Linked DNA regions of Homo sapiens: regions 2 and 3 are each linked to region 1. A link is a loop called in an ENCODE intact Hi-C map of the cell type or tissue named here. Cell type or tissue: GM12878. All regions are shown on one strand.

The links. Hi-C counts contacts between places; a loop is a spot of excess contacts. Peaks named below come from ENCODE experiments on the same cell type or tissue, not always from the same donor. Only the 100,000 strongest peaks of a DNase experiment are listed, where the experiment ranks them.
Region 2: it touches region 1 in a loop (4-fold over the local background); 3 of 110 quality-filtered maps call a loop at or near these places.
Region 3: it touches region 1 in a loop (3.0-fold over the local background); 4 of 110 quality-filtered maps call a loop at or near these places.

Annotation. Positions count from the first base shown.
Region 1 is chr7:101,930,322-101,938,321 of GRCh38, reverse strand. The region is part of intron 2 of CUX1 (cut like homeobox 1); the gene reads right to left. Among named protein-coding and RNA genes, the nearest start is that of CUX1, 120 kb to the right of the region's middle. RefSeq lists enhancers at 1,198-1,769, 1,770-2,341, 2,257-2,396, 2,342-2,913, 2,914-3,485. In GM12878, no CTCF peak of the experiment used is centred here; a DNase peak (open chromatin) is centred at 4,381; H3K4me3 peaks cover 1,218 bases; H3K27ac peaks cover 288 bases.
Region 2 is chr7:101,986,532-101,994,531 of GRCh38, reverse strand. The region is part of intron 2 of CUX1 (cut like homeobox 1); the gene reads right to left. Among named protein-coding and RNA genes, the nearest start is that of CUX1, 170 kb to the right of the region's middle. RefSeq lists enhancers at 3,246-3,305, 4,845-4,894, 4,790-5,599, 6,389-7,588 and a silencer at 6,149-6,443. In GM12878, a CTCF peak has its summit at 3,393 (motif pointing right); DNase peaks (open chromatin) are centred at 3,401 and 4,530; H3K4me3 peaks cover 2,423 bases; H3K27ac peaks cover 4,769 bases.
Region 3 is chr7:102,232,985-102,240,984 of GRCh38, reverse strand. It overlaps CUX1 (cut like homeobox 1), which reads right to left. Exons shown (of 24, transcript NM_181552.4): 22 at 6,745-6,933; 23 at 1,401-1,665. LOC124901711 (a long non-coding RNA gene) reads left to right here. Exons shown (of 3, transcript XR_007060458.1): 3 at 347-433. Among named protein-coding and RNA genes, the nearest start is that of SH2B2, 50 kb to the left of the region's middle. RefSeq lists a silencer at 855-924. In GM12878, a CTCF peak has its summit at 4,112 (motif pointing right); a DNase peak (open chromatin) is centred at 814.

The DNA of each region.
Region 1 (8,000 bases):
ACCAACCTGGGCAACATAGCGAGACCCTGTCTCTGCAAAAAATTAGCTGGGTGTGGTGGCACACGCCTGTGGTCCCAGCTACCCAGCAGACTGAGATGGAAGGATCGCTTGAACCTGGGAGGTTGAGGCTGCAGTGAGCTGTGATCACGTCACTGCATTCCAGCCTGAGTGACAGAGTGAGACTGTCTCAAAAAAAAAAAAAAATACACACACCAAAAAACATGGATATCAACCTTTTGTACTGACTGATATCATTAAGGCCTCATAAGCAGCTAGATCCAAATATTTACTGTCATCTGTAATTCAATTATTCACCCTTCTCCTGGCTTTTCTGTGAGGAGGGAAGGGCAAGAGTGTGGGTAGAACAGATGAGTTAACAGAATCTTCTCAACGTTAAAGACTGTCTACTTTGATTTATAAAAATCTTTGGTGTCTGCTGAACTCACATTTGCTAGAAAATGCTGGTGGTGAAGTGAGTAAGCAGAAATCTACTAATATTTATATCATTAGGCTGGGCGCGGTGGCTCTCGCCTGTAATCCCAGCACTTTGGGAGGCCAAGGCGGGTGGATCACTTGAGCTCAGGAGTTCGAGACCACCCTGGCCAACATGATGAAACCCCGTCTCTACTAAAAATACAAAAAAATTAGCTGGGCATGGTGGCACGTACCTGTAGTCCCAGCTACTCGGGAGGCTAAGGCAGGAGAATTGCTTGAACCTGGGAGGCAGGGGTTGCAATGGGCCAAGATCGTGCTACTGCACTGCAGCCTGGGAGACAGAGCGAGACTCTGTCTCAATTAAAAAAAAAAAAAAAGACTTGATTTTGATTTATCCCTTTTCCCTCATTCTGAAGGCCCCCCACAACCTCCTCACACCCCACTTCCAGGGACTCGGACATGTGAATAACCCTGGCCTATGCCAAAGCTTGGGCGATCTTTGCTCAGAAATAATCCTATGGCCACCAGGTTCTGCCTCTATCTCTGTCATGTGCTATGATGACCTGGAGATGGCTTTTAGGTCTAAACATTGATGCTAAGATTCATTTCCACCACCTGAGCCCCTCCAGGAGCTAATGTCTTTCACAGGGGGAGGAGCTGGGGGCTGGGGTGCTGACATCCCGGTACAGGGTCTTCAGGGGGCCACGCAGCACACACTCCCCAGGCATCTACTTTGTGACAGAGACAGAGACATGCAAACACAGTCCCGGCAGGGGACACATCCTCAATCAGCATCTGGAGGAAGGGACACAGAGGGAGGCCATGGGAGGGGGCCCAAACTGGCCTCAGAGTAAGCATTCCAGGAGCTGGTTCTAAATGCAAGTCCCCAGGCCCTTCCCCGGTGACTGTGTCTCACTAAGTCTAGGGTGGGGCCCAGGGACAGTATTTTTAACAAGCATACACACACACCCAGGAGGTTTTTATGATTAGCCATGTTAGGAAAACGCTGACACGGGGGAGCTCCTGCGTGCCTGGAAACGAAGCTGCTTGCTTAACCATTATGGTTCTGAGAGCTGGGAACCCTGATTGCATGATCTCCACCTAGCCGGTCCCACGTGGCCAGGGCAGAAAGCAAAACCCCAAAGCGAGGAGGCCGGTGGGGATGGCAGGGCTGGCGCCTGGGCAGTTTCCTCCGCTGGCCCCCTGCCACCCTCCGCACAAACACAGCCCGGCTGCCGCCTCCAATCCAGACCACCCACGGCAGCCGGGCATGATGGTCGCCGGGCTTTCCTCTCTTCTGTCCCCTGCACTTAGCCCCCGCTCACCCTTGAAGGATAACCTTTTCTCCTATGTATCCGGGAAAACTCCCAGGGGATCCTGCCCTAACTTCCTCCCCGGGGTTCCCATCTCCCTGAGTTCCCTCCTGTCTGCTCGCCAGCCCGAGTGCCGGATCCCATCTCCTCCCAAACTCTGTGACCTTCATCTCGCTCTGGAAATGACGTTCGTGCCTCTCTTGGAATGCTCTCTTTCTCCCCACCCCCGTCACACCTGAAAACAAGCTTGGGGCTCCCCCTTGTCAGGATGGGGAAGTCCATACCTTAACCTGGTCCATCTACAGATGTACCCGCCCTCCTCCCTCCTCCCTCCTCCCATCCTTCTCAGCCAAGTGCTTTCAAAACCCACTGTCTCTATGCCCCAGTTCCACAGTCAGAATCCTCCACCTGCATCTCCTTGACAGTGTTTTCCTGCCCTGTAGTTTAACATCTGTCTCCACTAGAATGTAAGCACCGCGAGGGCAGGGACCTTGGCCTTCTGCTCACTGCTGCAGCCTCAGGGCCTGCAACTGCCTGGCACACAGCTGGTCCACAACAGATCGTTGTTGAATAAGACATAACCACCGCTTCCTTGTTTTAAGAGCGTGTTTCTCGCAGAGTCCTCTAAAACAGTGTCTCAGCTGTTCCGGCTCCACCTCTGTCCCCAAACGTCCATCTGCTGCCAGGCTGTAGAGTGTAACTTCGGCTGGAAATGTGAGCCTGGCCATGTGACTCCCAAGTGTGCACCCTCTGACACTTGGCAAAGCCTCAGACAGAGTGAAGTCCAAGCTTCACTTGGCCTGAGCCCCAGCATCGTGTGCTGTCCCCAACACCACCCCAGCCTCCTCACGCCTCGTGACAGCCCCACACCATTGCCACACCAGGTCCGGGTTCCTACACATCCCCAGAGCCCTGTCTCTAGCTCCAAACATCTGCTGGGTGCTGCCCTCCCAAGAGTTTCATTTACTACTTTAGAACAAAATGGTGGATACCATGCCAACCTCCCCAGCTGGGCCAGGAGTGCCCGGAGAAGTGCAGGGCACCCACAGCAGATGTGCCAGCATGTCCGATGGCAGGACACAGAGCTGGGAAAGCGTGGACGGAGCCAGGCCTTGTCCATTCATGAATGGCAGTCTCTTTCACTCACGTCCGTGTGAAAAGACCACCAAACAGGCTTTGTGTGAGCAATAAAGCTGTTTATTTCACCTGGGTGCAGGTGGGCTGAGTCTGAAAAGAGAGTCAGCGAAGGGAGAAAGGGGTGGGGCCGTTTTATAGGATTTGGGTAGGTAAAGGAAAATTACAGTCAAAAGGGGTTTGTTCTCTGGCGGGCAGAGTGGGGGTCACAAGGTGCTCAGTAGGGGAGCTTTTGAGCCAGGATGAGCCAGGAGAAGGAATTTCACAAGATAATGTCATCAGTTAAGGCAGGAACAGGCCATTTTCACTTCTTTTGTGGTGGAATGTCATCAGTAAAGGCAGGAACCGGCCATCTGGATGTGTACGTGCAGGTCACAGGGGATATGATGGCTTAGCTTGGGCTCAGAGGCCTGACAGTCTCCAAGTCGGATCTGTCCCAGCAGCTGTCTCACAGATCCCCTCCATCCACTCCTATACGTGGACCCTTCCTCCTCCTGCTCCTCACCCCGGGCAATGCTGTTTTCACCTCTACTCCTAGAGAACACGGCAAACCCAACTGTACTTTGGCCAGAACAGACTTGAAAAAAACCCGAAAGTTTACTTTGGAAGGGAGTTAATAATAAAGGCTGGAAGGCATCTTCAAGGCGATAAACACCTCCTTTTTCCCTTCTCCCAGCCTTGGCATGGCACTGTCCCCGGGGGAAGCGCTTTCTGGGACACAAAACTGAAAGCCTCATGACAAGAGCCAGGGAGCCCAGAAACTGGGAAGGAGGAAGAGGACAGGACGTGGACGGAGCGGGCAACTTCATGAAGAGCCATAAAATGTGTTTCTCGTCTACCAAAAGCTGCAAAACCCTTTCTTTAACTCATGAGAGGCTCGGGGCTGAGAGCTGGGCTTTTAAAAGTCAGATTCGTGAAACCCTGAACATTGCCAAGAAGAAGGAACAATAATTCCTCCACCTCAAAGTTTCTAGAAACAAACACAGAAATAGAAGAGGCACTTCTTTGAATCCAAACTAAATTATTCTGTTAAGTATTGAAGGTTGTCAGAGAGATACAACCAGAATAAACATCTCTGATAATGGGAGCGCATTATAGTGAAAAGGTGGCAACTTTTTAAAACATCGACTATGCTATCTCTAAAATAAACAAAAAGAAGACAAAATTCTCATGACTTTTAGGCTCTAATTTAGGTAGAAAGGAAGTCAGAGAGAGATTTTCAAATTTATACTGTACAACTTGACCTTTAGATCATCGTTACAGTGTGATGAATTCTGAATTTCTGTTCACAAACCTCCTGACAACTGTATTAAGGTTCCATAGGATAGAAACAACTTCTCTTCTGATTAACCACAGGGATTTCAACAGGCTGTGATACACATTTAACATGGAAAACATTATTAGCCAGCTGATGGGGGTGAGGGGAAGAGAAAATGATCAAACAAAGCAAACTTCCTCAGCACGCCATACATGGTCTTTCCGGCTTTTAAAATATCCAAACATCGCTTTTTAAACTTTGATGATAGAAAACAGAAAGAACTTTTTTTTTCATCATTTCAAAGGAAAGCGCTACAAGTTTTTCTAAATTAGGGCTAAAAGACAGAATGGCTATTTTTAAATGTCTGGTTAAAAATTAGAAAGTCTCAAAGGTAAGCCACAAGTATGCGAACAAACCAAGAACACTGCTATTTCTGTTCAAGTACCAAAGACTGCAGTAAATGAATGAATGTATTCATCTTCACTTTATGATCAAAACGGTCAACGGGAGGTAAGAAATCGAAAACCTACTAAAACAGAAATGTTTATTTCCTATACAACATGACACCTACTGAAAATTCTGTAGAAATTCATCTGATCTTAATAGTAGAAGCATTTTCTTCGGCCAGTTCTAATTTTGAAAAAAAGAAAGAAAAGCTATAATAAAGTCCATTAAGAAATCTTAATCTCCATTAAGACAATGAATAATGTGAGAATATGGACTTAATAGTGTTTGTCTAGGAAAAAGGTAAATAGCTAGCTCTGAATTCTTTTTTAAAAATCTAATTCTTTTTTGTTGTTGTTGTTAAAAAAGGAAAATGTCCACTTAGTATAAATACTAACAAAGGCTCTGTATTTTTTTTAAACTCCTCCAAATCCCTGGAATAATGCCTGCCAACTAAAACACCTACTATGAATTTAGTAATGGGTTATGCAAACATAAATTATAAGGCCAGACATTTTAAAAGGAAAAAAAAAAGGTGATTTATCGAGGCACTGGAGACACGGTAGGAGAGAAGCAATATTTCAATTTTCCACATATTCCTCAACACTACATGTGTTCATGCAAAAAGAATTTTAAAATAAAAATGACTCTCGGCTCTTCTGGTTCTAATCAGTTCATTTACTTGAAAAGGGTTATCAACGAATTCATTTCCCACACTTATAATTGAGAAAATTAATATAAAGCCAAACATTTTATCAAGTTTCAAGTATGAATGAAAAGCGTGTCTCACGATCTGGTTTCAGTAAAAAGAAAAATACAAATATCACCTCTCCTTAGAGTGGCAAAAAGAGTTAAACCACATGTTCTGTTCTTAAATTATTAGCCCTAGAACCTACCCTGATCCTGTTTTTTACTTTAATTTCTTTATTTCTATTCACACATCACTTTTCCTTGTCTCAATTCACTGTTAAGTGAAACAGTATTTTTTCTTGATGGCGGCAAAGCAATCATTTAAATACGTATGAAATACCTTTCGTGGGTTGTTGATTTATAAACAAAATAAATGAAAATATACTTGTCTGCAGCTTTTAATTCAAGGAAACAGAAGCTATCACCTTTCCCCGAGCACACATCAACCAGGCCGAAATCTTCATTTTTCTTCACTTTGCCAGTGGCTGATGGTTTCACAAATGGTCATCTTCAAAAGCACATGTAACTGAACGAGCTGATCTCAAGAAAAGGCTTGAAAATGCTGCGCTCGTAAGCGATGCACGTTTTAAAATGCAAAAGTGCAAAAGAACATCTCTGCGCGTATTCCTGGTGCTGTGAATTCCTCCCTGGAGAAGGCTAATTTGAACACACACGCTTGCATGCGATATGGGTTCCTGGCACTTTGATTATGTGAACACACCTGACCCCAGGGAAATAGGCTGACGCCGGCCCCATATTTCAGACAAACCAAACAGCCAATAGACAGTAATGGCTTTAAGCTACTGATGGCCCGGGCCAAAAATGAAGCCGCACTTAATCTTCTGAAGGAAACTGTCAATGTTAGGAGGCCCAGGGCCGACATTTCCCTCGATCTTAATCACAGCCACCTATGATAACAGAGTGAGGTTTATTTTTATGCCTGGCTCCAGACACAATGATCAATCCTTCAATTTTGACGATTTTGTATCCCACACAATGAACCAGAGTAAGTGAAGTCCATGTAGGTAGTTTCCGTGGATCCCTCAAGTAAAATATAGAGAATGAAATTCACCTATGAATGAAATCTAAAACAATCAATCAAAACTTGAAAATGCCTTCTAAAGCCTCTCCAAATCTACAAATTTAATGAGATTCCAATAAAAGCCAATTTAAAATTTCCATCTAAAAAATAAGAATTCCTGAGGGGTACGGTAGCTCACACCTATAATCCCAGCACTTTGGGAGGGACTGAGCCCAGGAGTTTGAGACCAGCGTGCGTAACATAGTGAGAACCCCTCCCTACAACAAATACAAAAATCAGTCAGACACCATGGTGCATGCCTGTAGCCCCAGCTACTTGGGAGGCTGAAGTGAGGATCGCTTGAGCCCGGAAGGCAGAGGTTGCAGTGAGCTGAGATTGTGCCATTGCACTCCAGCCTGGGCGACAGAGTGAGACTCTGTCTCAAAAAAAACCTTCAGGCAGCTTTGCCACCTGTGGGCCTAGGCAAGTTACTCCTCCTCTCTGGGCCTCAGTTTCCCTCTCTTTGAAACAGAAATAAACACTGTACCTGTTTCGTAGGGATCCTGTGAGTGTTAAGTTAGTTAAATGCCTTTCCAGTGTTTAGAATAGTACTGGATATGCAGTAAGTGCTCACTAAATATCAGCTGCCATTATAAGCTACGACGGCTGTGTCCCTGAAGTTACTGAGCCCTCACAACAGTCTTCCTGGTTTACCCCATTCCACACACAATGGGACTGCCAGGAATATTTGCTGCACACATGAATGAATTCTGGGTAGGAAAACTCCAAGAGGCAGAGGAGGTGATGCCTTTTAAGAAGAAAGGGATGTGCCTAAGTCTTGGGCCCACAGGTAAGATCAATAGGAATAAGGACACCTATGGAAAAGGGACGAGTCTCTTGTTGCAAAATGTGTGGCTCTCAGCCACACAGAACCTCGGAGTCTCGCTCTGAAATCCAGGCTGGAGTGCAGTGGCGTGATCTCGGCTCACTGCAATCTCCGCCTCCCAGGTTCAAGTGATTCTCCGTCTCAGCCTCCTGAATAGCTGAGATTACAGGTGCACTCCACCACACCCGGCTAATTTTTGTATTTTTAGTAGAGACGGGGTTTCGCCATGTTGGCCAGGCTGGTCTCGAACTCCCAGCCTCAAGTGACCCGTCCGCCTCAGCCTCCCAAAGTGCTGGGATTACAGGCATGAGCCACCATGCTCAGCACCAACACCTCCTTTCTTAGACTGAACAACAGAGAGGTCATGGCTTGCTCAGATCTTGCATTCATTAAGTGGCCAAGTCAGAATCACAATCTAAGCTTCCAGATCCAATTATATACTCCTTTAAGGACACCAACTATATAACACAACATCTTCTTAAAATAAAGGGCCACAAACAAAATTACAAGACTCTGCATAACAGGCCAGTCATGCTCCTCGTAAACTCACTTTTATGCCACTCACATTTGCAAGTTAAAATGAAAAGCCAATGTTAGTCAATAACATGCTCAGTGACTAGTCCCACCCACACCACACGCGCTCCATCCCCCTAGCCAAAGAAAGAAGAAAACGAAGACAGCAAGTATCAGAGTTAGCATGGCTTGGTATCCAATTGTCATTTTCTTGACTGACATAATCTCAAAGTGGAAGGGGAGATTTTCCCACGCTTTGGCTTATAATCAATTCCGTAAGTTAAGAAGGCTTTCACAGGCCAATGG
Region 2 (8,000 bases), 56 kb before region 1:
CCTCCTGGGTTTAAGCGATTCTCCTGCCTCAGCCTCCCGAGTAGCTGGGATTACAGGCGTGTGCCACCACACCTGGCTAATTTTTGTATTTTTAATAGAGACGGGGTACCATGTTGCCCAGGTAGGTCTCAAACTCCTAACCTCAGGTGATCTGCCCACCTCGGCCTCCCAAACTGCTGGGGATTAGAGGCATGAGCTACTGCCCCTGGCCTCAAATCTTCTTAGTCTAGTTAAAGGTGTGCAAAGCTGGCCAAGAGATTCCAAAGAAATGAATGTCCAAGTAATGCCAGCCAAGGTCTAGGAGAGAAATAACGGTGGCAACTGCAGTATAATGGGGAGAGAATGACAGAAGCTGAGGTCCTCAGGAGATGAAATTGGCAAGACTTGGTAATGTGTGGATGAGGGGAGGGAGATGGAAGAAGGGCTCCCATGTGGCCACTCTTGGGCTTGGCTGGGGTGGCCCACTGGGCACTGTGGCCACTACCGGGGTTAGGGGGCTGGAAGCCTCAATGTGTGGAGACAGATGGGCTCTGGGAGTGCTACGTCTGCAGCATGAATGGCAGCCAGGCAGATGGATACAGAGCTGGACGGGTTTGGGGCTGGGAGGACAGAGAGAGTAACAGGAGCGCTGGGAATGGCCTAGGAGCACCATGAAGGGGAGAAGGGAGTCCAGGATGCCAGGGAAAAGCACAGAGGATGAAGGGGTGGCTCAAACAGCCTGAGAATGTCCCAGTCTGCACCGGGAGGGGCAGGCAGGGATGAGGGCTGACATTAGATGGAAGAGGCTGGGACAGAAGTCAGAGTTAGGGAGAGGAAAAGGCAGCCCTGTCCAACTTGCTCAGAGAGGCTAAGAAACCCGTGGGGGCCACATAGCTAGGCCGTGGAGGTGCTTTTGTTAATCTGCCATACATGTGTAGAGGAAGGACAAATATATGAATGAATGAAAAAATAGCAGTCGCGCAGAGTGCCAGGCACTTTGCTTTATTCCTGCATCAGCAGCTCCGACATACTATGAAATGAAAAGGTAAGTGCTCCCCTGGGAGGCCTGAGCCACCCCCAGAGGATCCTGCATACTCCCACCCCCCATCAGAGCAGCTGCAGCTCTCTCTGACTCCATTTCTCTGATGGTGCGGCTGCTGGAGGCCTGTGGCCATCTCCAGCACGCCTTGTTATCTTATTTATTTATTTATTTATTTATTTTTGAGACGGAGTCACACTCTGTCACCCAGGCTGGAGTGCAATGGTGCAACCTCGGCTCACTGCAACCTCTACCTCCCGGGTTCAAGCGATTCTCCTGCCTCAGCCTCACGAGTAACTAGGATTACTGGTACCCACCACACACCCGGCTAACTTTTGTATTTTTTAGTAGAGACGGGGTTTTGCCATGTTGGTCAGGCTGGTCTTGAACTCCTGACCTAAGGTGATCCTCCTGCTTTGGCCTCTCAAAGTGCTGGGATTACAGGCATGAACCACAACGCCTGGCCCAAGCCCTTCTTTTTATAAAGGCAAAGAGTGGACCCTCCCGCCCAGGCCACCTAGTCGGCCACCCAGAGCTAGGCATGACCAGCAGCAGAATGACCAGGGCCCCCTCGGGGTGGCCAGAGGCTCCCTAAGTCTGGAGACTGTGTCACAGACGTATTATTCCCTATTGCAAATGGAACTAGATTGTTGTCTAATAGCAGGTAATTACCATGAACAACAATAAAAAAACTCCAAATAATCCGGCGGGGCGGGGGTTGGAGGGGGGCGGCGGGGGCGGAAATCAAAGCTCTGGTGGCCTCACACCCCAAATTGCACCCCTGCTAACAGTATGGCACATCATCTTCCAGAAGCCACCACAATGGCCAGACTTCTGCTCACTGGTACCTGAGCTTCTCTAACCAAACTGAAATAAGATCTAAATCAGTATCACCCTCTGGGTAATACGGCTGATTGGGAAGGATGTTTTTCTTTATCTTACAAACATGTACTGACCCCTCCCCCACCCAACTTGCTGGGCATGGGGCACGTAGGGTGTGGCCCAGGACTTGGGAGCTCCATCACCCACGGGTGGGCATCTGTGGTGAGGTAACAGTCTCGTTAGCTGACACCTCCCTTCTATGCACACCAGTCTCCCCAATCAAAAAAGAAACAGAGTGGAGTTTAAGTTGGCCACTTTCAACCTTTTTTTGTAGTTTTAACTGCAGAAGGCCATTTTCAAATAAAATTTTACAGGGATGCACAATACTGCTGAGCAGGTAAAAACAGGGTCGCACTGGTTGAAGATGGGAGGGGGTGGGTTTTAGGTTGCCCCCCAACCCCGTCCCACTTTCCCCTGTGCTTTAAGGAGCTCAGTAGGAAAGCTCTGGCTAGAAGAAGTGCACCCCCCTCCAAGCCTCTTTCTACCCTGACTTTCTGTGACTGTAGCCACACTTACCTGATTATACAGTCCACAACTCTAAGATGTGACCTTGGCCACTTGGCCCATGTAAACAAAGTCTAGATTAACCTACTGATACATATTTTTGAAACGGAATCTCACTATGTTGCCCAAGTTGGTCTCGGACTCCTGGGCTCAAGAGATGCTCCTGCCTCCCCCAAGGAGCTGGGACTCCAGGCATGTGCCACCATGCCCTGCTAATTTTTTATTTTTTGTAGAGATGAGGTCTTGCTATGTTGCCCAGACTGGTCTTGAACTCCTGAACTCAAGTGATCCTCCAGCCTCCTGAGTGGCTGGGACTATAGGTGTGTGCATGGTGCCTGGCTACTAACTGATTTTTTTTTTTTTTTTTTTGAGATGAAGTCTCACTCTGTTCCCCAGGCTGAAGTGCAGTGGCGCGATCTCAGCTCACTGCAACCTCTGCCTCCCGGGTTCAAGTGATTCTCCTGCCTCAGCCTCCCGAGTAGCTGGGATTACAGGTGCACACCACCACGTCCAGCTAATTTTGGTATTTTTAGTAGAGACAGGGTTTGGCCATATTGGCCAGGTGGGTCTGGAACTCCTGACCTCAAGTGATCCACCCCCCTCGGTCACCCAAAGTGCTGTGATTACAGGCATGAGCCACCACACCCGGCCCCAACTGATATTTTTAAAAGAAGCAGACATCACAGAAATAAAAATCCAATACATAGGCTAGATGGCTATGAATTCTAGCGGAAGTTGGTCAACAAAACAGAGACATGACTTGAATCCCATAAAGATACACACACACATCTGCTACGCGCCCTGGCTTCTCTTGCCCACATTTTAGCTGGTGTCCCAGAACTCATCCGCTATGCTGCCCACGACGGTGGTGGTGTAGGGGGACCTACAAAGCTTCGTTTCAAACACTGCTTGTGTTTTGACAGCCTTTTTCTTTTTTACGGTATTTTTAAAGAAGTGAAACTAGAAGTACTGGATCTCATAAGCCACCCGGGGGAAGCGTTCCCCTTCTGAACCTGTGGGTGCGGGGCTAGGGACAGATGCTGCCTCAGTAGCAGCACCTAGCTGACCTGACAAGCCACCTGTATCTATGGGCGCTGGTTCAAATCCCAGGGGAGGTTTAAAAAGCGTTGATGAGACTCCGTAAAGATGCGGAAATACATATCTGAGAGGAAAAGAGCATTTCAAAACCCTCCTGTGGCTTTTATCCTATGGCACTTTACCCCCAGGGACCTGAGCGGCGCTGTGAGTTGCAGGTGCAAAGGGCTCAGAGCCAGGGGAGAATCACAGAAGACACAGAGCCCAGCAGTCCTCCCTGACCACGGAAGGGGATGTAGGAGAACCCTGGGCTCATGGCACTGACATTTAGCAGCCACTGTATGTTTTGGTCTTGTCTCAAGAGTGTTTTCCCCATTTATCCCATGTACTTTTTTGTTTTAAAGAGATGGGGTCTGGGCCAGGCGCGGTGACTCACACCTGTAATCCCAGCACTTTGGGAGGCCGAGGTGGGAGCGTCACTTGAAGTCAGGAGTTCACGATCAGCCTGGCCAACATGGTGAAACCCCATCTCTACTAAAAATACAGAAATTAGCCAGACATGGTGGTGGGCACTTGTAATCCCAGCTACTTGGGAGGCTGAGGCAGGAGAATCGCTTGAACCCAGGAGGCGGAGGTTGCAGTGAACCAAGATCTCACCACTGCACTCCAGCCTGGGTGAGATTCCATCTCAAAAAAACAAAACAAACAAACAAACAAACAAACAAACAAAAGAGATGGGGTCTGGCTCTGTTGCCCAGTCTGGAATGCAGTGGCACAATCATAGCTCACTACTGCCTTGAACTCCAGGGCTCAAGCAATCCTTTTGCCTCAGCTTCCCAAATAACTTCATCTACGGGGACTACCACGCCCAGCTAATTTAAACCTTTTTTTTTTCCTTAAGAGATGGGGTCTTACCATGTTGTCCAGGCTGGTCTCAAAATCCCGGGTTCAAGAGATCATCTTGCCTCTGCCTCTCAAGTAGCTGGAATTACAGGTGTGAGCCACTGCACCCGCCCATGCCTCTTATTTGCATGCAGATGCTATTCTGACATGAAACCTTTCACTCAAATATTTCTCTACAATGGAGTCTCTCCACAGTCGGGCCATGGCTCCACTGTGGTGAGGCTATCAATTCATTTAAAGTGGTTTCCCACAGCAAAAGCTGCACCTGCGTGCAAGCGATGCCCACACCGAGCGTGTACGGACAGACTTTGAGTGTCTTCTATCAGGCGGGTTCCTGCTCCAGGCCCACCTTGTCCATGAGGCTAACCCAGGGCTGACCTTAGCATGTGCCCACTCTTCTGTACACCCAGAATCCAAGGGGTGGGAAGGACGGGGGTAGGAGCAGGAAATAAGTGTGTGGCCCAGCTGGAGGAGATGGTGTTGGGGTCAGAACACCTGTACCACCTTCAAAATTCCCCCAAACTCCCTGCAAAAGCCCCGGTGAGAATCTCACCAGTCTCAGCTTCCATCCAATGACAGGGCTGAGCTCTCCACCTCCATGGTGTCTTCGAGCTCTTAAATGCCAGGGCCTTACATTAAAATTCACACCAGAGCACAGTGAAGCAACAGAACGCTCCACTCGGGTTTGAATTTGGGCTCCGGGACCTTCCATGGGGGCTTACAGACTTTCCTAACATTTCCCATCTGAGAAATCCAGGGATTATTAACCTACCCCAGCAGGATGCTAGAGGCTGAGATGAAATCACGGCTGGCCAGTGCGGCACGCCGAGCCTCGGCACACGGTCAGCCACGCCTGCTATTTCGATTGTTATCACTGGTCGGCGCAGACATCGTTCCAGGCGAGGTGCCATTGGGGACACGTGGAACCAGATACCACCTGAGGTCTCCGGTTCTGCAGCTGGGTGGAGGACGGAGGCCTGCATGCTACAGAGTCGGGCAGGATGAGGTGACGTCGGTGCTGGGGGAATAGGAAGGAAGGGGGCTGAGGGCTGGGAAGGTTCATGGAGGGGCAGGCCCCTGAGCCGAGCCTTGGAGGAGGAGCAGAATCTGATGGAATGAGGAAGCCTTGCTTCCAGTAGGAAATCTGAGTGTCCTTCCCCTACAAATATTATTATTATTATTATTATTTTTTTTTTGAGACAGGATCTCACCCTGTTTCCCAGGCTGGAATGGCACGATTATAGCTTACTGCAGCCTCAACCTCCAGGACTGAAGCAATCCTCCTGCCTTGGCCTTCCGAGTAGCTGGGACCACAGGTGCATGCCACCACACTTGGCTAAATTTTATTTTTTTGTAGAGATGGAATCTCATTATGCTGCCGAGGCTGGCTCAAACTCCTGGCCTCAAGCAATCCTCCTGTCTTGGCCTCCCAAAGTGCTGAGATAACAGGTATGAACCACCGCGCCCAGCCCCTGGTATCCCGACGCAGGACTCTGTCGCAAGGAACCTGGGAGGCCACATCAAGGTATGGAGGCCTCTTTCCAAATGCCTGGAAAGCTGGAAGATCCCTGAGGACAATGGTGACAGGAGAGGCGAGGACATACCCCAGAGAAGGCAGAGGTGGAAAGGCAGCCCAGGGCTGTGGAATCGGACCTGGAGGGAAAGGAGGAGCAGGGAGACACACAGGAGAGCCTGGGGACACAGATCTGTGGCAGGAGGTGAAGAGGAAGAGCTGGCGCAGAAGCACCCGAGAGGCCCACAGCCCATGAAGTGTTTTCAGGAGAGTTAAGACCCACCATGGAGTGGGCGCCACAGTTAAGCCTGGAGGTTTTGCAGCCAGGAGGGGTTCTGTCTGGGTTTCTTGCCTCCCACCCCAGCCTCCAAAGTGGGTTGACACCAGCTCTGAGCTGTCAGCTGCAGACACTTATCAGACACCGGGGCTGACTCACGGAGAACAGCTTCTTCTTCTTTTTTTTTTTGAAACAGATTCTCGCTCTGTTGCCCAGGCTGGAGTGCAGTGCGTGATCTCAGCTCACTGCAACCTCTGCCTCCCGGGTTCAAGTGATTCTCCTGCCTCAGTCTCCCAAGTAGCTGGGATTACAGGCATGCGCCACCACGCCCAGCTAATTTTTCTATTTTTAGTAGAGACGAGGTTTCCCCATGTTGGCCAGGCTGGTCTCGAACTCCTGACCTCAAGTGATCCACCTGCCTCGGCCTCCCAAAGTGCTGAGATTACAGGCATGAGCCAGCAGCCCAGCCTGAAAAAACGCTTCTTACACCAACAGAGTCAGCTTTCTCTGAACTTGGCTGTTTTTGTCAAGAGTTCGTTTAGACTTTCTTCTAGGATGAAAAATCATGTGTATTTGTTTTACATCTAAGTAAGGAGTAATATGGAGTCAGACCAATTCCATTCATTTGCCGTTTCCTGTAAGATCAGCACTCTGATGTCCCTGGTGCAGTCCTCCCTCGGATGACCAAGGGCCCTCAGGCACGTGCCCTGCGCCAGGACACCGCAGCGGCCGGGAAAGGCAATGTCCCCGCCCTTGCTTCTAATGTGGAAGACAGAAGATGGAGAACAGGCGGTGAGTCAGCAGGCTTATAAGGGACCCCGGGGGTATCCCCTGTCCCACGGAGTCACCGGGGTCAAGGTTCCCCCAATAGTCAACTCATCAAATGTCTTTTGAATAAAAAAGAAATTCAAAAACTTTGAAACATGACCCTAGTCTGAAACAGACTTCAAAGCAAGCAGTGCTCCAGGACTCACCATTTCTTCCGCTTGAACCTATGAGAAGCTGAGTCACTGTCGCCAACCCATTACCGTGGAAGTATCTGAGCCGTGAGTGAGCAGCGGTCCATATGCACCCCTTTCCCGTAGCTTGGGGAGTTCCACATTAGGACAAGAGGAGCGCCTCTGTTTACCGTCGTGGCTCACGCACGGACTTCTGTGCAAGCATTTGCCCCACACTCATTCATCGATGATGTGCTGGGCACTGTGTCGGGATGCGGGAGTGAATCGAAAGCAAACAGATGACTGCAACTCTACCCATGGGCTACCCATGCAGGTGCCTCATTCCAAGACGGACGAGGTCAGAGCTCCAGGTGGCAAGGCCTGAGCTGAGGCACAGGGAGGGAGGAAGCACGGTGGGACAGGGGTGGCAGGAGCAGACTGGGGCACAGGAGGAGCCCAGAGAGGTGGCCCTGGTGTTCCAGGGAGGTGAGCGAGGCAGGAGCACAGGCTAGGACCACATCCCCACGGCTTCCAGGGCAGGAGCTGGCTTGTCCTTCAGGCCACAGGGAGCCACTGAAGGACCCTGCAGCAGGGCCCTGACAGCATCAGCTCTGAGTTGGAGAAGGAACATTCTAGAGCTCTACAGTCTCACATTACAGAGGAGAAAGACTCTGCTCTGGTAGGGTCCGGAGTTGGGCCCTGGTCTCCTTATGCCAACTCAATGGTCCTTACGGTCCATTTCCTCTCGTCTCCAAACCACCACCAGTTAACACTTGGTTCTGTGCGAGAGCTGGAAGACAAGCCGAGGGAGGGCATGCCTCCAGGCAGCAGAGCCCACGGGAAAAGGGCTCAGAGCTCATCCCCATTCCTTTACAGAGGCTCTGTCACTCACCAACACAGCGATGGGCCTGGGGAGCCTGCAACCCTCAT
Region 3 (8,000 bases), 300 kb before region 1:
GCCAGGCGTGGTGGTGCACACCTGTAGTCTCAGCCACTCAGGAGGCTGAGGCAGGAGAGTCGCTTGAACCTGGGAGAAGGAGGCTGCAGTGAGCCGAGATCGTGCCACTGCACTCCAACCTGGGCGACAGAGCAAGGCTCCGTCTCAAACAACAACAACAACAAAAAAGGAATGACAAGAATAAGGTATCTCATATACATTTGTGAGCTGTGAGGATTAAGTGATATAACTCGGTGAAATACTTAGCTCAGAATCTGAGATCTAGAAGATGCTCAATCTGTCTTCATTAACTCATGAACTTTCCCAAATGCAAAGGTCTTAAATGACTTCATTTATTTAATTACAGAACTAATCAAACTAATTTGGAAGATAACATGGCAGAAGACCCCGAGAAAGCACTGCAAAATCACTAAGAAATAAAAGTTCAGGCCAGGTGTGGTGGCTCATGTCTATAATCACAAGGCTTTGGGAGGTTGAGGTGGTAGGACTGCTTGAGGCCAGGAGTTTGAGACCAGCTTGGGCAACAGAGCGAGACCCCTGTCTCTATAAAAAATCAGCAGGCATGGTGGTGCATTGGCATCCTAGCTACTCAGGAGGCTGAGGTGGGAGGACTGCCTGAGCCCAGGAGTTCCAGCCTGCAGTAAGCTATGATTGCACCACTGCACTTTAGCCTGGGTGACAGAGCAAGCCCTTGTCTCTAAAAATAAATAAATATGAATATAACTATAAATATAGATATATATAAACTAAACCACAAAAGTTTCACTCCTTTTGAACCATGAATGCCTACACTCTCCCTTATTAAATGATGTAATCGAGAGGTGATTTTCTTTCTGGGTCATGGCAGATACCACCTGTTTCTAACTATGTGACAGTGACGGGAAGGGACGTGGCCTTACATCTCTGCAGTTAAAACCTCCAATAACACCTAAGGAACTGCCAGGCGTGGTGGCTCACGCCTGTAATCCCAGCACTTTGCGGGGCCGAGGTGGGCAGATCACCTGAGGTCAGGATGTTTGAGACAAGCCTGACCAACATAGTGAAACCCCGTCTCTACTAAAAATACAAAAATTAGCCGGGCTTGGTGGTGCATGCCTGTAATCCCAGCTACTTGGGAGGCTGACGCAGGAGAACTGCTTAAACCCAGGAGGCGGAGGTTGCAGTGAGCCGAGATTGCGCCAATGCACTCTAGCCTGGGCAACAAGATTGAAACTCCATCTCAAAAGAAAAGAAAAGAAAAGAAAAAAAAAACCCTAAGGGACCAAGGAACGGACCAATCACCGAGCTCCCAGCGCCCCACCTCCGGCCCCAGCCTCACCCCTGTGCGCCATGGCGGCCTCCGGACAGATCAGCCCCTTCCCCTGGGCCGACCGGCGCTCCCTGTGAGCCAGCCGTCGTACCTGTAGTTGTGGAACCAGTTGATGACGGTGCTGGTTTTCAGGTTGAGCTGGGTGGCGAGGTCTTCGATGGTTTTTGGTGACGGGTATGGCTTTTGCTGATACGCTCGTTTCAGCGCCTCCTTCTCCTCCGGAGCCAGCACCACCCGGGGTTTCTTCAGCTGGTGCTGGGGCTGGGGGCTGGCGCCCTGGCTGTACTCGGTGCCGACAGAGGGCGGTTCGCAGGGCTGGCTGTCACTGACTGAGCTGTGCCGCCGCTTCATGTAGGCTGCGGAGGAAGAGATGGCAGACTAAGGTCAGGCCCAGCTGGGACAGCAGCCCAAATCCCCAGTCCCGCTAGCGGGACGGCACAGTGCCGGCTTGCAGGACTTTGCATAGAGCATCTCAAAACACTAAGATGAGGCTGGGCATGGTGGCTCATGCCTGTAATCCAAGCACTTTGGGAGGCCGAGGCAGGCAGATCACTTGATGTCAGGAGTTCAAGACCAGCCTGGCCAATATGGTGAAACCCCGTCTCTACTAAAAGTACAAAAATCAGCTGGGCGTGGTGGTACGCACCTGTAATCCCAGCTACTAGGGAGGCTGAGGCAGAATTGCATGAACCTGGGAGGTGGAGGTTGCAGTGAGATGAGATGGTGCCACTGCACTCCAGCCTGAGTAACAGAGCAAGATTCCGTCTCAAACAAAACAAAACAAAACAAAACAAAAGAAACAACGCTAAGATGAGAGCCATTCTGTTACCAGCACATGCTCACCAAGGACCTGCTCTGACGGAATGTCAGGTCCTCACCTGTCCCTGCACAACTTAACAGTTTAGTAGGGGAGGCAGAGAAGTATCCAGAGAGATGTTCCCAGCAGAGTGAAAAGTGGGGTGGGGGTAAGTAAGTGCAAGAGACCATGGGGATACTGAGAAGAGTTCCTCGGCCAGGCCTGGGTGTGGGCGGCAAGCCACCCAGGTACCGAGGCAAGAGACCGAGGACACAAGCTGTTCTAGTATAATAAAATATAAAACAAGAATAGTTACACCAGATATAGATCTTAGATATGATTATATATGAATATCATTAATCATTAGTTTGTAGCAATTACTCTTTATTCCAATATTATAATAATCCTTGCTCTATAACCATAACCTAGGAAAAACCAGGCCATACAGAGATAGGAGATGAGGGGACACAGTGAGGAGTGACCAGAAGACAAGAGTGCGAGCCTTCTGTTATGCCCAGACAGGGCCACCAGAGGACTCCTTGGTCTAGAGGTAACGCCAGCGTCTGGGAAGACGCCCGTTGCCAGGCGGACCGTGGTCTAGCGGTAGCCTCAGTGTCAAGGAAAAACACAGGCTACTTAGCAGACCGGGAAAGGGAGTATCCCGGGAAAGGGAGTATCCCTTTCCCCGGGGGAGTTTAGAGAAGACTCTGCTCCTCCACCTCTTGTGGAGGGCCTGACATTGTCAGGCTTGCCCGCAGTTATCTGGAGGCCTAACCATCTCCCTGTGATGCTGTGCTTCAGTGGTCACGCTCCTAGTCTGCCTTCATGTTCCATCCTGTACACCTGGCTCTGCCTTCTAGATAGCAGTAGCAAATTAGTGAAAGTACTAAAAGTCTCTAATAATGGTGTAGGTTGTTTCTCTCTTTGTCTCCTCTCTCTCTCTGCCTCGGCTGCCAGGCAGGGAAGGGCCCCCTGTCCAGTGGACATGTGACCCACGTGGCCTTACCTATGATTGGAGATGGTTCACTCTCCTTATCCTGCCCCTTTGTCTTGTATCCAATAAATATCAGTGCAGCCTGGCATTTGGGGCCACTACCAGTCTCCACAACTTGGTGGTAGTGGTTCCCCGGGCCCAGCTGCCTTTTATCTCTTTGTCTTGTGTCTTTATTTCTATACTCTCTCGTCTCCACACACGGGGAGAGACCCACAGACCCTGTGGGGCTGGTCCCTACACCTGGGGAGGCAGAAGGGGAAGTTGCCTAGAAGAGATGATGTTTAAACTGAATCCTGAAGGACATCGCCGGGCGTGGTGGCTCTCGCCTATAATCTCTGCACTTTGGGAAGCTGAGATGGGAGGATTGCTCGAGCCTAGGAGTTTGAGACCAGCCTGGAGAACATAGAGAGACCCTGTCTCAAAAAAAATTTAAAAATTAGCCAGTGTGGTGGCGTGCACCTGTAGTCCCAGCTACTCGGGTAGCTGGGATGGGAGGATCACTTGAGCCCAGAACACCGAGGCTGCGTGCACCCGAGTAGCTGGGACGGGAGGATCACTTGAGCCCAGAACACCGAGGCTGCAGCAGTGAGCTATGATTGCATCACTGCCCTCCAGCCTGGGCAACAGAGACCCTGTCTCTAAAAAAATAAAATAAACAGCTTAGGCAAGGGATTTCCTTAATTAACTTGCCATTTTGTCATGAGAACTCAGAAGCAATTGAGAAGGTAAATCTTCCCCATAGAAAACCCAAACAGCGGAGTCAAAGCTGCTGGATCCAGAGAAAGGAGTTGGATTGTCCAACCGTGGGGACTCCCTCCAGTTCCCTCCTAGGGGACAGACGACTGACCAGGGGCTGGCAGGGGGCTGGAGAAGGCCTCTCTAGGGAGCAGCCTTTGTGGCCGGCACCCCCAGGAGTGAAGAGAAGGCCATCGGACCACAGCGGCTTTGGATACTAGGGCACCTTTGGAAAGGTCTGGGCCCCGCAGAAACAGTAATTCATTTGTAACACAAGAGGGCGCCCCGAGCCTGTGCCGAGGGAAAGATGGGAGGCCTGGGAAGCCCTGGAGATGTATTTGCGGGGACTAAGGTCCTTTCCTAAGGGCCCCAGGGTGAGAAACACAGCAGGGAGTTGGGTTGTCAGGGCCTCCTCCCTCCTAAGGGCTGAGGGCTGCCTCCTGGCTAGTGCAGGAAGCTTCACGCTGCTCGGGTGAGGGGATCACGGGAAACTCTGCACAGATCTATTGGGTTCATGACAGCATTTTCTCTACTTTTGTTTATGTTGGAGATTTCCCATAATAAGACATTGAAAAGGCCGGGCGCAGTGGCTCATGCCTGTAATCCCAGCGCTTTGGGAGGCCGAGATGGGAGGACTGCTTGAGGCCAGGAGTTCAAGATCAGCCTGGGCAATATAGCGAGACTTTAAAAAACAAAAAACAAAAAACAAAACGAAAAATAAGTTGAAAACTTTTAGGGGGGCAATGTGGCACCAGGCCTCTGCAGCTTACAGCGCTGCCTGGGGCTGCCCAAGAGGCATGGCCTACCTCAGACCCTTAGACTACAGGCCCAAGGGCAGGCCAGAGCTCGCTAGAGGGGCCCTGAATGGGGCAGAGGCCACCACCTGGGCAGGTCATCAGTGGGCAGCAGCAGTGCCCCTGGGTCATCCCAGGGGGGCAGCTCGCAGCACAGAGGCAGCGGATGTATATTTAAGAGCATCTGCTTTGAAATCTGACAGCCCTGAGTATGAATTCCCGTTCCCTACTGATAGGAGCTATTGAAATCTGCTAGGCTGCATGAAGCACCGAGGTTCGTATTTCCTGGATAAGGACATCTAAGCAGAGTCGTGTGGATGAACAGCAGTCTTAGCGCAGTGCCTGGCAAACAGGGCAGTTCTCAGAAAATAGAAGCCTCTATTATTATAAAGGAACCCCCATAGGGTTCCTGGAGGAGGCACCAGACACTCTCTCTCCTTCAGCAGTCCTTTCCCGGGTTGGGTGAGAACGGCGATGCTTGGCTGGAATTTCTGGGTGAATTAAGAACTGACAGGCCTGGGTTCCATACCCACCCCTGGCTCAGATGTTGTGTGCGCGTGTGTGTGTGTGTGTGTGTGGCGGGGACGGGGGTGGGGTGGGCTGGGGCAGAGCCACTCAAGGGCCTGGGATGCCCATTCTTTTTTTTTTTTTTTTTGAGATGGGGTCTCGCTGTGCCGCCCAGGCTGGAGTGCAGTGGTGTCATCTCTGCTCACTGCAACCTCCTCCTCCCAGGTTCAAGCGATTCTCCTGCCTCAGCCTCCCAAGTAGCTGGGATTACGGGCGTGCGCCACCATGCCTGGCTGATTTTTGTATTTTTCAGTAGAGATGGGGTTTCACTATGTTGCTGAGGCTGGTCTTGAACTCTGAACCTCAAGTGATCCACCTGCCTCGGACTCCCAAAGTGCTGGGATTACAGACATGAGCCACTGTGCCCGGCCCCTGGGATGCCCACTCTTAGTTAAGGTCCTCTGCGTTAGCTGATCAGGGAGGCTGCCGCTTCTTACGGTCAGACCGGCAGCAGCTGGTTCCCAGTCTCTGCCCCTAAGGGATGCAGTTCAGCCGCCCAGTGAGCTCCCAGCACCATAGGTGACCTGAGGACTGAGGGTGCTCGAGGGGCGGACTCACTGGCGAGGACCAGCGCTTAGAAACTGCAAACCAAGAGGCACAGCACACCTGGCTTTAGGCATTTTTCCTATGCTGTAGCCTACAGGCTGCAAGAAGAACATGAATCCACATTCGAGATGACATGTGGGTGCACGTGGGGTTATTCCTCTAGGGAGGCCAAATCCCCAGAGGCTGGGAAATAACAGCAAGAGAGAGATCTGTTGTGGCAGGAGTTTGCTTTGTCACTTTCCAGGCCGGGTGACCTTGGTGGAGGCACCGAACCTCTCTGAACCTCTGTTTCCTGATCTACAAAATGCATTTTTTTTTTTTGAGATAGGGTCATGGTCTGTCACCCAGGCTGGAGTGCGGTGGCTCAATCTCTGTTCACCGCCTGCAGGGTTCAAGCGATTCTTGTGCCTCAGCCTCCCAAGTAGTTGGGATTATAGAGGCGCACGCCACCAAGCTTGGCTATATTTTTTTTTTTTTTTTTTTTTTAGTAGTGAGGGGGTTTTGCCATGTTGGCCAGGCTGGTCTTGAACTCCTGACCTCAAGTGATCCGCCTGCCTCAGCCTCCCAAAGTGCTGAGATTACAGGCGTGAGCCGCCGTGCCCTGCCTACAAAATGCATTTCTTATTTCTCTCTCTGATAACAAAGGAAGGCCTCTAGCCACCTGGTACATGCTCAGTAAATGCTGTGATAGCCCGATCAGCCACCCACACAACACAAAAACCAAATGCAGCGCCCCCAGAGCTGTTTCGCTCTCCTTGGTTAAAAGTGCTCCCAGTGCTAAAAAAATCTTTAGATTCAGGCTGCTGGAGAGAAAAAGTTACACAACTTTCCAGCCCTCTTAGGTACTCATTAGCTGATGACCATCCAAAAATATTTTTGCCCTGTCCTCTGGTCCCTTGGTCATGGGTCAATGTCCCTCATCAGCTGTGTGTGAAAGATTTGAAAGAAACAGCCTGTCTATGAATGCGGACGCAGCCGGCCCGGGCGGGGCAGGGAGACTTACCTTTCTTCTCCATCCGTTTCATGTCCATCAGCTTCTCCACATTGTTGGGGTCGTTCAGCCACAGCTGCATCCGGACGAAGGGCTCTCGTCCTTTCAGACTGAGCTTATGCCAGGGTTTGGGGCGGGCAAGGAGGTCAGAGACAGAGCCTTGGGTGAGCCCTAAGATGGTCTCCCCAAATAAGCGCTGGCCTAGAGAGAAAACAGAAGCAAGACAGGTATTGTCACCGAGAGCCAGGGATCTGAAGGGACAAGTACGTGTCAAGGTTAAAATCAGACACAGGAGTTTAAAGGCTCAGGGTTGGGCTGGTGACATCCTAGCTTACAGCAAACATGTGGTAGAAATATATCTTCAACCAGACTTATAATACTCTCCATTGGCCAGGGAGTTGGCATTGCTCTTGCATTCTCCGTACACACAACCAATGACATTTCTCTTTATTATTATTATTTTTTTGAGATGGAGTCTTGCTCTGTCACCCAGGCTGGAGCGCAGTAGTGTAATCTTGGCTCACTGCAACCTCCGCCTCCCAGGTTCAAGCAATTCTCCTGTCTCAGCCTCCAGAGTACCTGGGACTACAGGTGCTCGCCACCACGCCTGGCTAATTTTTGTATTTTTAGTAGAGACGGGTTTTCGCCATGTTGGCCAGGCTGGTCTTGAACTCCTGACCTCAGGTGATCCACCCCCATCAGCCTCCCAAAGTGCTGGGATTATAGGCATGAGTCACCGCATCTGGCCAGTGACGTTTCTCTTAAGCCTTCAGCCTGGTGCGGTGGCCGGAAGGGCCCTTTGGGAGGCTGAAGCGGGAAGATCATTTGAGCCCAGGGGTTTGAGACCAGCCTGGGCAACACAGTGAGACTCAGTCTCTACAAAAATACACACACAAAAAATTAGCTAGGCGTGGTGGCATGTACCTATAGTTCCAGCTACTTAGGAGGCTGAGATGGGAGGATTGCCTGAGCCCAGGAGGTTGAGACTGCAGTGAGCTATGATTGCACCACTGCACTCCAGCCTGGGCAACAGAGAGAGAGACCGTTGTCTCAAAAAAAAAAAAAAAAAGGAAAAAAAAAAGCCTTCAGGCTTTGTATGTGCTGAGGTCACGCTAACACCTGTGGTGTTTCTCAGAGGCAGTGAAATCTCTAAGCCAGAGCTCAGGAGGCCAAACAGCAAACAGGAGACCTCTCTTGTACAACCTCAAATCAGAGGGCAACCTGCGTCTCCTTCCACAATTAGCAAGGTTATCAGGTCTCGCTGAGAA